Linked DNA regions of Mus musculus: region 2 is linked to region 1. A link is a loop called in an ENCODE intact Hi-C map of the cell type or tissue named here. Cell type or tissue: left cerebral cortex. All regions are shown on one strand. Each heading gives the region's core, and the rest is flanking DNA. Links, peaks and the distances in the headings are about the cores only. Region 1 has its middle 16 kb from the start of Gm32585. Region 2 overlaps Ncor2 (nuclear receptor co-repressor 2).

Region 1 (2,906 bases), core at 1-2,500:
TCAGAACTGTAATTTTGCTGCTGTTATGAATCACAATGGAAATACTTTCGGAGATAGAGCTTTGCCAAAGGGGTCTCAACCCACAGGTTGAGAACCGCTGGTCTAGAAGGAGCCCCATTTATCTGGCCAGGCTGCTTTGGTGAGGGTCTCAGTTCAGGATTGTCCCCAGACAGGTGGCACACACTGGGTGAAACGAGGAAGAGTCACATGTCTAAAAATAGTGCCTGTCTCCCAGAGCCTGTCTGTCACAGGACAGAGTGGAGCAGCTAGGAGGTGGGAAGGATTCTCTGGAATTTGGGGGTTAGGTATACAGGTTCAGGGGAGCTGCCCCACTCTGAGGTTTGGCAGTGAGCTGGGCTGGAGAGCTGAGGTACTGGGGCTACACGTGGCACCATTCTGGAGTCAGGTTTACGCCATCCAGTGCTGTGCTTTTGCAGGAAGCATCTTCTATGTAGGAAGTGGAAGGAGCTTTGTGATGTGATACCCATTTCTCTCATCTACTCCCTTAGGACATGGGTCTCCACCCCCAATCTGCCCCTCTTCCACCACCCTGCTTTTACCCTGCCCTGAGACCACATCGCCCGCCACAGACAGATAGGAAAGGCTTTATGTGGAGAAGGACTTGTAAGCTGATACACACAGCACACACAGTGCTCCCTCTGGTCTCCCTCTGTGGCTATGGCTACCATCTGCCCTCTGCTGGGCCACAGGAATGTCTTCTGTTGGAGGGGCAGGGACTCCGTCACGGGCCTCTCTGACCCAGCTTTGTATGGCTCTTGGCCCTGTGGTCTCAGACTGTGGGCAGCAGCTGTTTGGGGGCAGGACATGGTTTCCTCCTGACATCAGCTTTGGCAAGGGAGCAGGCAGGGGTGGGAGGCCAGCCCTGTGGCAGCAGGCTGGATGCATTGTAGCTCCCTGGGCAAGGCTCTATGACCATACCGTGCCCACGTATAATTCACAGGAAAGCCACTTCCTGCCCCACCCACTCCAAGGTCCAGATGAGGGTGGGCGAGAGGGATTTTGGATGGACATTTCGCTCATGGCAATTGGAAATGGTTTTCAGATGTATCACGGAATGTGGAACAAACCCAGGCAAACTTCCCTGCAATCCTATAAATCACCAGCAGATGGCGCTATTGGCCACACGACAGGATTCTGGCATCCTGGATTGCTCAGTGGTAGAACTTGAACCTGGGACTGAAGTAGAAACTCTCAGGCCATAGGCTTACACACTGCAGGTGGTTTACAGCAGGCAGATGGGAAAGGCATGCCTGGCCCAGACGCTGGCCAGAAAGGGTAGCTGCAAGAAGCAAATGAGGTACCTCCTTCCTACCAGTACCTACTATTCAGAGAGGCATGTTGGTCTCTGAGTTCAAGCCTGGACTACGATCCCTCACAGAATTAATTTCCTGGAAGAAAAAAAAAAATCAATGCTTGTCCCTCGGTGCCAGACATTAAAGTCCTCAGGATTGGCGGTGGCGGGCTGTTTTGACAGGGATGAGAATGGAGACACCCAAGAGACTGCTGGAAGCTCAGTCAAAATGCCTCATTTCCTGACACCCGCGTCGCTGAGCACACTGTCATTGAGTCAGGACACGCAGCCACCCGCCCCTGCAGCCATTCATCCCTCCCCACCCCCACCCTCCCACATTTCATTTGCGAGCCCCTCGGTGTGCAGCTCGGCTCGTGGCGGCTGCGGCGGCAGAGCAGAAACCCCAAATGATCTATTTATGGGGCCGTCCTTCCGTGTTGCTTGCATATTGTAATTAAGAGATAATGTCAGTGGAATAGAACGTTGTCACCCAGTAACGGCCTCCCGCCGCCTCGGAAATGTCACGGCAAAGTCACAGATATATCAAGCGTAAAACTGACGTTTGTTTTCAGAGCAGGGAACGCGGATCCTGGGACAGCGATACAGCTGCGGCTTCATTTCTGTCTTGGGGGTGATGAATGCCAGTGGATGGTCGGGCCCACAGGAGGAGGGGTTCTTGTCTGTTGCGGAGACCAACTGGGCCTGTGCTTTGCTTGACAGATGGAGGATAAGGCTGCCCTCTGGGTCCCATAATCTGCTGTAGCCACCAAGGTGGCCCGGGTGCCCTGGCTCCCGGCTGGGCAGTGTGTTTTCTGCAGCCCAAGCTGGCTGCCAGCTGGCCGGGTTCCCCTTCCTGTCACCATGTTGTCTCTGGAGAGCTAAGCTGCTGCTGGGGTGGCATGTCCTTGGACAACCTCAGTTTCCGAGTCACTCCCCCAGAGCCACAAGGGCCTTAGGAGGAGGACAGCAGTGACTTTGTGACTGGGGTGTCTACACTGTGGAGTGGCCTGGTGGGACCACTCCCCTGGCTGATGGTGTATCTGACATAGCCCAGCCCCCAACACATTTATTTATTTATTTATTTATTTATTTATTTATCATATGTGAGTATACTGTAGCTGTTGTCAGACACTCCAGAAGAGGGCGTCAGATCTCCTGATGGATGGATGGTTGGGAGCCACCATGTGGTTACCGGGATTTGAACTCAGGACCTTTGGAAGAACAGTCAGTGCTCTTACCCGCTGAGCCATCTCTCCAACCCTCCCCATTGTCCACACCCTTGCACATCAACCTGCTAGCTCTGTCCCCACAGCCCCTGCCAGTCAGACCTTCAACCCATCCCTTTTTCTTGGGACATCCATCCATTTCCCCATACACCCCCTCCAGGCTGGCCTCCCTGATTCTACTGTGGCCACTCCTCTTAAGCACCCATGAAAAGTCTCCCCAAAAGACTCAACCCCGGGCTCTCCTACCTCCAAGCCTCTGTCCTAATCCCTGCCATAGTCGTCGTGACTCCCCCTACCCCCACTCCCACTCCTCTCCCTCCTCTTTTGCACTGCTGGGTATGGAACCTAGGGCCTTGTGCATGCTAGGT
Region 2 (2,906 bases), core at 322-2,821, 110 kb after region 1:
TCTGGAGTTGCTGCAGATGGCAGGACCCAGTGCCAAGCCCTGGGGCATCATGGCAAACAAAGGCATAAGGAGGACACAGGGCAGAAAGAAGCAACTGCACGGTCTCCTGTGAGTCGCCGGCAGCTGCCCCTTCAAGCCTGGGGTTTAAGGGGCCTGCCAGGGCAGGCAGTGTGGGAGTGCAGGGCCTGGAGCTGGGCTGCCAGCTCTGGATTGAGTCTTGGCAGTGCCAGCCAGCAGTCACGGGAGCACGCAGGATGCATGTTCAGACTCCTTATATACTCAATTCCGGCATGTCTATGAGGTGGTTTCTACCACCGTGAACATTTCAGAGATGTGACATGAACAGAGAGGGGTGGCTTCTGGCTTCCAAATTGCACAGCTGGGCCCCTGGGCTGCTGTGCCTAAGCATGTTACACCTCCACCTTCTTCCTTGGTCTGTTATCTTTGGGGTTCTAACATGGTTTGGGGCTGAGATGTTGGTGCATTGGGAAGTGTCTTGGAGATGGTTTTGGGGTCCAGCTTGTTTCTCAGGGAGGACCGAGCAAGGTCAGGAGGTACTCTGTCCACTGCGCTTTGTCTCCAGCACATCGTTTTGCCATACAGTAAAGAACGAATGAATGTTGAGTGGAGGTTGTAGGGTTGTGGTTTTAGCCTTTGGGGAGGCTGAGGCAGGAGGATTATGAGCCTCTCTGAGCATGAGCCTGTGGGTGCAGGTCACACAGCAGACACCTACTTGGCTGTGTACAGATTCCATTATGTTTGCTGCGGCAGCACCTGTGAGTTCCAGCTGCTTCTGGTACACTTGACATTGTCTTAATTTCAGCCACCCTGGCGGGCAGTTGTTGTGGCTCCAGACTTAATCTGCACTCTGGAAGCGTTGCCCTGGGCCAATCACTGGCCATTGTCCCCTTTGGGGCGTTAATGTGCTGCCTTTCAGATCCAGGCTCTCTGCTGCCTCCCGCTTTGCATGATGGCTTGGTTAAGGACTTTGTTTCTTTTAACTTGGCAGCACTGCACTGGGGAACTGAACCTAAGGCCCCCATACATGCTGGGCAGGGGTTCTGCCACTTCGCCACGCTACCACCCCTGCCCCTCTTTTTACATTTTATTTTTAGACAGGATGTCATGAAGTTGCTCAGGCTGACCTTGAGCTCTGTGTAGTTCACTGGCCTTGACCTCTGATCTTTCTGCCTCAGCCCCCTGTGTGTGTGGTATGACATCCCTGTGTTACCAGGCACTCTTAGGGAGTTGGGAGTATAGGTGGTAAATGGACCTGCCTGACAGGTGCCAATTCACTTGCTTGTTTTTGGGGTCCTGGAGGGGGAGTCGCTGGGGCAGAGTCATGGTCATGATGGTCTTCTAAGGTGGTCCCTGTCTGGGTGTGGGCTTCTTGGACCCGAATGGGGTTGAGGTTGAAAACTGTCCCTTCATAATGCACGAGTTTGGGTTGCCTGAGCCTCGGTCTACCGCTCTGTGATGTGTGTTAAGGTGCCTCCCTCATGGGGGTCACTGAGGGAAGTCCTTGTCCATATGAGAAGCTGTAATAAGACCTCCATTTTTTCCCCCCACAGTGCTCCTGAGTCTTTGAGGAACACAGCCTCCTGGTGGAAGTTCGTGGTAGGTTCATCTCTTATTTCTACTTGCTGTCTTGGGTGTGTGTGGGGGTCCATGCTGCTTGGATCTTTGATGGAAGGTGGTGCGGAGTGTTGGGGAGGCAGAGGCTGTCTGGCAGGTGTGGAGTGGTGCTTGTTACCTCAGAGTTGCCTAGGCATGGCGGGGAGCAGCTGGGGACTGTGACTCCTCCTCCCCGCCCCCTTCCCGCCAGTGATCTTGGGAGAGTTCTTTATCTATTAATGGGTTAGTTGTTTGTCATTTCCTTTCTTTTGTGGTAGTGGGGATAGAATCTAAACCTCCCACACACTAGACAAGCACTAACCACTGAGCCACGCCTCCAGCTTTTGTCTCTGTCTCTCTTTTATATCGAGACAGGGTCTCACTAAGTTCCCCTGGATGGTCTCGAACTCACTTCATAGATCTGGTTAGGCTTTGAGCTTGAGTTCCTCCTGCCGCTGGGACAACAGGCCTGGCTCCTGGAACTCTTGACTTCTTTCTGAAGCACCTACTGCGTGTAGGTTGAGCAGTAGGTGACTGAGAGAGCATGCCAACAAGCTGGGACAAGTGTCCTGTCCTTGCCAGCAGTCGGCAAGCCTGACGTGAGGGACCGTTGGGTGAAGCATGAGGCCAGCCGAGAACAGTTACGGATGCGTGTGCAGGATGAGGCATAGCTTCATGTGGAGTCTCATGGAAAATGGCATTTGAGGCTGGAGTGATGGCTCAGTGGTTAAGAACACTGGGTGCTCTTCCGGAGGACCTGGCCAACTTTGTTTCCTAGACCCTCAGGGCAGCTCAACACCATTGCTAGCTCTAGTTCCAGGGTCACCTGACTCCCTCTTCGGGCTTCCACACACACCAGTCACACATGCGGTATGCACACAGACATGCAGGCAAATACACATACACGGAAAATAAAGAAGATGGCGTTGGATTGAGGTCAGAGAAGGTTGGTGTGTGTGTGTGGGGGGAGGGCTATCTAGGCAGAGGGCACACACACCTCTGCAAAGGTACAGTCTTCCACGGGGCTAGCTGGCTGGGACTCCTCTCTTTGTTTTGAGCCCCAATAGTCAGGAGGGGAGGAATGTGTAACCACTCCCCGCTCCCCCAGCCCTGTCCAGCGGGGCTGTGGTTCTTGCCTCTCCTCTTCCAGGCTGGCACTGAACTTATGGTTCTTTTGATTCCGCTGTCTGTGTGCAATTTGATGTGTGTGCCGCTGCACCCGGTCTGTGTGGTATGGAGGGCGAACACTGCATGCTAGGCAAACACTCCACCAACAGAGATGCTTCTTGTAG

What was found. Peaks named below come from ENCODE experiments on the same cell type or tissue, not always from the same donor. Only the 100,000 strongest peaks of a DNase experiment are listed, where the experiment ranks them.
Region 2: a loop joins it to region 1, with 2.3 times the contacts of the local background. A loop is called at or near these places in 1 of 42 quality-filtered maps.

What each region holds. Positions count from the first base shown.
Region 1 is chr5:125,266,495-125,269,400 of GRCm38, reverse strand. No RefSeq gene overlaps it. Among named protein-coding and RNA genes, the nearest start is that of Gm32585, 16 kb to the right of the region's middle. In left cerebral cortex, for the core only: a CTCF peak has its summit at 1,124 (motif pointing right); DNase peaks (open chromatin) are centred at 1,119, 1,536, 1,798 and 2,136; H3K27ac peaks cover 774 bases.
Region 2 is chr5:125,152,318-125,155,223 of GRCm38, reverse strand. The region is part of intron 1 of Ncor2 (nuclear receptor co-repressor 2); the gene reads left to right. Among named protein-coding and RNA genes, the nearest start is that of Ncor2, 25 kb to the left of the region's middle. In left cerebral cortex, for the core only: a CTCF peak has its summit at 1,608; no DNase peak of the experiment used is centred there; H3K27ac peaks cover 722 bases.